Regions from separate parts of the Homo sapiens genome. Here region 2 is linked to region 1. Evidence: chromatin contacts called from ENCODE Hi-C data. All regions are on one chromosome and are shown on one strand. Each heading gives the region's core, a stretch centred on a gene start or an enhancer-like site at or near the end of the contact. The rest is flanking DNA. Distances are from core to core; before and after follow the strand shown.

The links. A loop is a pair of places that touch in the nucleus more often than their neighbours do. Pooled maps may share reads with other maps.
Region 2: a loop to region 1 is called in a map of CD8-positive, alpha-beta T cell, with 7 times the contacts of the local background. The contact joins the promoter of ETS2 here to the promoter of PIGP in region 1. A Hi-C loop is called at or near these places in 2 of 168 maps with a recorded cell type or tissue (CD8-positive, alpha-beta T cell and naive thymus-derived CD4-positive, alpha-beta T cell) and 7 of 50 pooled maps.

Annotation. Positions count from the first base shown.
Region 1 is chr21:37,070,676-37,074,354 of GRCh38, forward strand. PIGP (phosphatidylinositol glycan anchor biosynthesis class P) reads right to left here and starts at 2,396. Exons shown (of 5, transcript NM_153682.3): 1 at 2,325-2,396; 2 at 1,759-1,862. The coding sequence starts at 1,840. It overlaps TTC3 (tetratricopeptide repeat domain 3), which reads left to right and starts at 2,579. Exons shown (of 46, transcript NM_001330683.2): 1 at 2,579-2,798. RefSeq lists silencers at 1,867-2,146, 2,387-2,706, 2,927-2,986 and an enhancer at 2,294-2,588.
Region 2 is chr21:38,804,227-38,807,754 of GRCh38, forward strand. It overlaps ETS2 (ETS proto-oncogene 2, transcription factor), which reads left to right and starts at 1,703. Exons shown (of 10, transcript NM_005239.6): 1 at 1,703-1,894. RefSeq lists enhancers at 502-1,002, 536-675, 856-915, 926-1,085 and silencers at 1,196-1,525, 1,546-1,615, 1,806-2,095, 2,206-2,305, 2,326-2,425.

The sequences.
Region 1 (3,679 bases), core at 1,146-3,645:
GCTGTTTTGGTCCTTCCTGGCCTGTAACAGTGCCTGGCACATGGTAAGCACCAATAAATACTTGAATTACTTTTTGGTTGTGGGTATGATGGAATTTAATTTTGTTTTGAGACAGTTTCGCTCGTTGCCCAGGCTGGAGTGCAAAAGTGCAATCTCAGCTCACGGCAACCTCCGCCTCCCGGGTTCAAGCGATTCTCCTGCCTCAGCCTCCCGAGTAGCTGGAGTTACAGGCATGCGCCACCATCCCGGCTAATTTTGTATTTTTAGTAGAGACAGGGTTTTTCCATGTTGGTCTGGCTGGTCTCAAACTCCCGACCTCAGATGATCTGCCTGCCTCGGCCACCCAAAGTGCCGGGATTACAGGCGTGAGCCACCAGGCCGGCCAGAATTTAAGCCTTAAAGTGATTGCTTTTATTTATTCATATAGCTTCTAATCCTTGACATACTCTTTGAACAAGGATTTACAAAAGTGCTAACAATAACATCAGTAGCTAACACTTATTAAGTCCCTAACTGTTCCTAGGCATTATTTTACGTGCTTTACATAAATTACCCCCGTTAATCCTCACAACAGTCAGAAGAGGCAGCAGAGTGAAGTCAGCCAGTGTATTTGGGTTCAAATTTAGAAGGCTTTTATTTAGTAGCTTTGCAATCTTGAGCAAGTTACTGAAACCACAGGATGCTCATCTTTAAAGGACAGTAATAACAGAACCTACCCCATAGAACTGTTTCATGCGTCATAAGCATTTAATAACCATCATTATCACTACCCTTTTACAGATAAGGAACCTGAGGCTCAAAAAATTTGCTGAGGGTCCCAGCTCACATGGCTAATCTGTGGAGGAGTCAGAATTCGAACTCAGTTGTAACTTCTTCACTTCACTTCAGTTTTAATAGCCTGGCCATTACATTCATCTGCAAGCTGTGCTGATGGTGCAGGCTGATATATTTTAGTTAGGGTTCAGAAGTACTACCACTCCTCCACTTTCCTGGTTTCCAAACAGTTGCAGAACGTTGGATCACGGGCACTCAATTTTCTCCCTTTTGTGTGCCTCAAAATTCTCAAATCATTTTGGGGAGAGACTTGGGACTTGCTGTGTGAGTGGGCATATTAGTGTCTTAGTGAGCATCAGTCTCCTTATCTGTAAAATGGAATGTTATGGGGTTAAATTAAGGGAGATCCAGGACGCAAACGACACACCTTTCAACCCGACTTCTCTGGCCTACTTCTCCTGTTCCCCAGATCCCGCAGGGCACACTGGTGACATCACAAGCTCCTCGGGTCCAAACCCTCTCACGCCCTCATTCAAGGCCTTTCCACTTCTTCCCTCCCTCTTACTCTTTCCTAATCAGCATCAGTGCCAGGGGGAAAGGCCTCTGTAGAAAGCCTTGACTTTCCAGTCTGGTTTCAATGTCTCTCCACCGTGCTCCCTGACACTCATCACACTGAGCATTAACTGTAGATTTACCCATCTGTCTCCTCCACAAGACCACGACCTCCTTAAGGGCAGGGACCAGGCTTTATCCACTTTGCCATCGCGTCTGGTGCTGTATAAATATTTGTAGAGACTAAAACCTCCTAGGCTAGTGCTGGCACACGGAACACTCAGCAAACACGAGATCCCTTCAGATTTTCTTAAAAAGAGACATAGGGAGAAAGAATCAACAGTTCATGTGTGCACAGTCTAACCAATGTATTCTTCCCTTGTCACTGAACGCCAGAAAAAGCCCCTGGCCATCCATCAGGAAAGTACTTACTGAAGCCAAATTGGGAGCTTAAGAAAAGAACAAAGCCATAAATCGCTCTTTCTGGCAATGGCGACGGTGAATTTTCCACCATTTTTCCTGGGGCTTTAGACAATCTGTGGAAAAGGAACACAATCAGCGTCAGCGATGTGCTCCGTGGCACCATTGATCCATTCTCGCCTCCTCGCTCCGCCGCGGGTACGGCCCCCGCCGCGCAGAACCGCCTCCCGCGCCTCCGTCCGCAACCCGCGCCCCCGCCTCGAGCGCATACAGACACCCAGGCTGGCGCGCGCCCCGCAACAGAAGGGGTGGCGGAGGATAGGGCAGGGAGGGGGGTTCTGGGGCGATAGACGCGCGCTCCAGCTCTGCAAGCGTGGCCTCCCTGTGGGAGGGGAGGGCAGGGAACAAGGCTCGCGCGGCGCCCACCAGCATGCGGGCCTACTAGGTCGCGGCGCCCAGGCCCCGGGCCCTGCCCATTCGTGGAGACTTCTATTTCTCATTCGAGGCGGGGTATGGGGGGGCCCTCGACCTCGGGTCCTTCATACGCCCACCCAGGCCCCTCCCGACACCTCGGCCACCTCAGCGCTGAGTTCTCCGCGCAAGCGCCGACTGGGGAGCCGCAGTGGGGAAGAGGAAAACCTGAGGGAAAGGCCTAGGCGCGACGGCAACCCCCACCCTGGCGCAGGCGCACAACGACCCTCCCCGGGTGGGAGCCAGCGAGCGCGGGGGCGGGCGTGATCCCGCGGCTCGCGACGGCGAAGGAGGGGGCGGTGGGGTGCGACTGCGCACGCGCGCTGCCAGCCCACGTGACGCACCTCGCTTCAACGCCGCCACCCGCTCCCTCCCGCCGTCGGCTGACGTGGAGGGCCGGAGGTGGCGGCGGCGGCGGCGGCGGCTGCTGCTGCTGCTGCCCGCGTCCGAGGCTCGCGGGCGGCGGGCCCGGGTGAGTGCACACCCGGCGCGCTGCCGGGCTCCCGGATGTGTCACCTTGTCCCGCTGCAGCCGAGATGCCGGGGGAGCGGGGCCTTCCACACCCCCTCCGTGGGTGTGTGGTGAGTGTGGGTGTGTGCGCGTCTCCTCGCGTCCCTCGCTGAGGTGCCTACTGTGTCTGCATGGGTTGGGTCCCGCGCGATGAGGGGGTGTGGCCGCCATTGCCTACCCCAGTGGGTTTGCCCCCTTGGTCTGGTGCCCCTTCGCGAGCGAGGCCCTGGGATGCCGGTGCGAGGGTGTGAGTAGTCCCTTTGTGCGCAACCCCCCGCTGCCCGTGCCTCGGCCGGTGCGTGGCTGACACCTCCGCTGGGTGGAGGCGCTCGCGTGTCGCCTCGTCGCCCCTTTTGTGTCGGTGTCCGCGCTCCCTGGCGGCTGCGTGGGCGCTCTCGGCCTTGCAGGTGGCCCCCCTTTGTGTTACTGCCCCTGTCTGTGGGCTGCGCGTCCCCTAGCGCGCGTGGCCGCGCCTTCTGCAATTGCGACCCCCGCCTAGAGCCTTGCTCGCGCAAGTGTGCGTCCTTGCGTGTCTCCGAGTGACGCAGAGTGTCTGCGCATGGGTCCTGTTGAGTGCGTGATCTCTTGTGTGCGGATTTAATTCTGTCGAGTGGGTATCTCTTGTGTGCAGGTTTCGTTGGTGAGCGTGAACGTTCGTGCACACCCCTTGCTGTGTGTGCGTGTCACGACTCTGTTGCCACCTGTTTTCGTGTGAACTGGCAGTCCAGTCCAGGGCCTGTCCCCACGGAACGGACCCAGGAGGGGGGTAACCTCGCCGCTCCCCTCGCCCCCGCGCCTCTTTCTGAGCATTCTCTCCCACAGACGCTAATGGGAAGGGGGGTGGACAGGATCGAGTCTGGCCAGCTGCTCCGCAGTGTTGACGCTGCCAGTGTGGCCTCTTCAGCCAGCCTGTTCAGGAGACAGAATAGGGGGATCAAAGATAAAAAATGAA
Region 2 (3,528 bases), core at 453-2,952, 1.7 Mb after region 1:
ACGAGGGCAGGCATGGTGGGACAAGGCAGTCTGCTTGGGGCAAGTGAGCTTCGGGAAGTAGCTGAGCTTTGGGGAGCAGCTGTCTATACCCAGCTTCTCAGGGCTGTGCAAGTAGCCTGAGGGAGAAAGACCCTATATTAGCTGAAACTGCAGCCCAGATGAGTCAGTATTTTCTGCTACGGTTTTTTAAAAAAATAGTAACATACTCATGTCTCCATGGTAACTTACTATGGATCTGTATTCCATTTATGGAACTCTTTCTTGACCTATCTGTGTTCTCTAATCTGGGCCTGAATATACACTGAGAAGCCATCAGAATCAATTCAGTCTCCAAGAAATAATCACTTCCCCTATACGTGATTGTTTCAGCCGTATAGATTCTGACTGTGACTCATGCCACGGTGATACCCGGAGACCTTCGGGGACCCAGAAACATTAAGGTGCACCGATATCTCAATTATCCGGATAACTCTAGACCTAGAGTCACCATGGAAACCTAGAACCCTGAGTCACAGAGAAGCTGGGCCATTCCTCTCCCTTCCCGGTGGTGCCGCAGTTCTTGAGATGTGAGCAGCTTTCAGCCCCGTGGCCTCGCCTAAGCTGGGGTTTCCTATTTCATCCACAACTTCAGGAATCTAAACTTTCCTGCAAAATATTGAGCATGTGACCTGAGTCCAAACAGCCATGGACTCAAGCACCTTCTGATAAAAACGGAAACCACAGTGTAGGGGGTGGTTTTGACCAGGGTTTCGGAGTCAGATAAACTCAGGTTTCCACCTTGAATTTCTCATCAATCTGACGTGGCAGGTTATTCATCCTAAGGTTCAGTTCCCACCTGTGTAAAGTGGGAGCCGCAAGTCCTCCGAGAGTGACGATGATGTGCGTGGAGTGCCCAGCCCAGATTGAAGCGCGGCCAAGGCGGGTCGCTATCTGGGCACCGCTCAGCTCCAGAGGGCGCCACTCCCGCGGAGCCTGCGGGATCGGGGCTTCCCGGGAGCAGCGCGATCAGCACCACGACTCGGGGACACAGCCAGGGCCCGGTTTCTACAGGAAGCGCCTCATTTGGAGCCTTTTTGTGATAGAATGATCATTAGTCCTAAGCCCATTCAGAGGTTCAAGAATGGGGTCGGCTCAATTTCAGGGCCTTATTACCCAAGCCCGGCTGCCCTTCGGTGCCACCAGCACCACTGCTCCGTCGCTGCGGAATTCCAAAGGCAGGTTTGGCGTTAGGGCCTTGGCCCCAGAGAGGACGCCGAGCGCTCCACGGAAAGTCTCCGCCCGGCTCCCAGGGCGCACACTCGCGCGCACGTGGGGCCGAGGCCCTGCTCCCGGGGCCTCAGGGCCAGCCGGCGAGGGACCCAGCCGAGTGACAGCAGGAGGCGGAGGGAAGGTTGGGCCGGAAGGTGTCAGCCCCGCCCCGCGCTCCCTCGCCGCCTCCGCCCTCCTCTTCTCTCCCCTCGTGCGTTCCCTCTCCTCTCCCTCCGCTCCCCCAACCCTCCTGCTGCCCCCTTCCCTCTCCTCCCGCTTCTCCCCATCCTGCCTACCTCCCTTCCCCTCCTCTTCTCTCTCCTCCCCTTCCCTCCCCTCTCTCTTCTCTCCTCCCTCGTTTCCTCCCCTCCCCTCCACTCGGCCGTCCCTCCTTCCTCCTCCCTCCTCCCTCCTCCTCCCGCTCCTGAAGAGCGCGCCGCGTGGGGGACGGCCCGGTTACTTCCTCCAGAGACTGACGAGTGCGGTGTCGCTCCAGCTCAGAGCTCCCGGAGCCGCCCGGCCAGCGTCCGGCCTCCCTGATCGTCTCTGGCCGGCGCCCTCGCCCTCGCCCGGCGCGCACCGAGCAGCCGCGGGCGCCGAGCAGCCACCGTCCCGACCAAGCGCCGGCCCTGCCCGCAGCGGCAGGGTAAGAGCTGGGCCCGCAGAGAGCGCCCGGCGCGCGGCTCCAGTCCCATGGAGGGTCACCCGGGGCCTGGGCGGGGGTCGCGGGGGGCACTGACACGCAGATCTCGGGGCGCTGCCGGGGGTGCAGGTGGGGGTGGCGGCTGCTGCGAGGACTCTAGGGGCGCGCGTCTGAGTTCCGCGCCGGCTCGTTTTCCGGTTATGGAGTGGCCTCCGGGGCTGGCGGGGTCGGCCGGGGGGTTCCTGCGTGCTAGGGCCGCTGTCTTCGGGGTCGCCTAGCGGCGGGCGCGGCCAGGGCGCGCTGGCTTGTTTCGCTCGCTTTTGTTTTTAAAAGGAAACGCAGGCCTGGTAGGGGGTCCTGCCCAGTGGATGTCCCGGCGAACATGATTTCGCGAACGGGAGTGGGGGCACAGGAGAGCGTGTCCGAGGTGGCCTGGCGCCCCGGCTTTGAGGGTGACTTCCTGGAGCGGCGCCGGGCCCGGAGGATCTGGGGCGCCCAAGACACCTGAAGGCTGCGGCACCGCGGGAACCTGCGGGGCGCGGGGTGCCATGGTCACCTGCTCGCCGCGTCCAGGGCCCGGGCTGGGGACCCCTCGGTCGTGCGAGGAGAGCGTGGGGAACCTGTCGGAAATGAGATCTGGTTGCGCTGGGCTGCCTTTATTTTCTCGTTCCTACAGCATTTGAATGAAGAGGTAACTGAGTGTTTGCTTGTGTGTGTTTGGGTTGCGTGTGTGTTATCCTATTTTATTTTTTACGGCAGGAGACCTTTTATGTTAGCCTGTACACAATTTCAGGGTAGCCTAAAACAGTAGTTGACGCGCTAGTTATTTAGAAAGTAAAGAAATGAGCAGTCCCCTTTGGAGACAGGAGTAATTTATTTTAATTCGCCAGTAAGAGATTATATTTGTTCCATACAATGGAAGCGCCTGTGCGTTATCTGCCTGCCCACACCACCACCAATCAGAGAGATAAATCTCCACGTTAAGCTTTATTAAAATTCTGAGTAGTAGCGCAGCACAGTAAATGTTAGCACCGACCATCCGCAGGGAAATGCTCAGATACTCATTTCTGGGATTAGTCATTCATCTCTCTAAACTGATCGCTTTCAAAGCGAAAAAAGCAAACTACCTTCAAATGTGTGTTACAAGGTTGTGTTGTTTCTTTTTTTTGTTTGTTTTCAAATTTATCTAAATAATCTTACATAAGTGATTACTTGTTCCAATAAGGGTACTGTTGTCAGGCAAATTCTCCTTGTTTTTAAATGTAACCATTCTCAGCTGTTACATTTCTGCTCTTTATCCTTTTTTTTTTTTTTTTTTGGTTTAAAAGCAGCGATCCATCAGCAACACCAAACTTGAAATTGATTTATGTGGAAAAACTTGGCTTGTCTGCCATCTAACAAGCCCTGTTGAGTAAAATAAGCAAGCTTAAATTTGATTAGTTGTGTGTCTGCCTGAAACCATTTAGTAGAGCACTTTAATTCTGCATGGTTTTTACAAAACTCATTAAAAGCTGGACAACAAAAGAATTCTATTCTGTAGCTAGTAATTACAGCTCTTTATGTGGGAGTGGTAGGCTGCCTTTTCTCCTGGTATTTGTACACAAAAGCTGGGGAGAGCTTTTCCACTGCCTTCCACA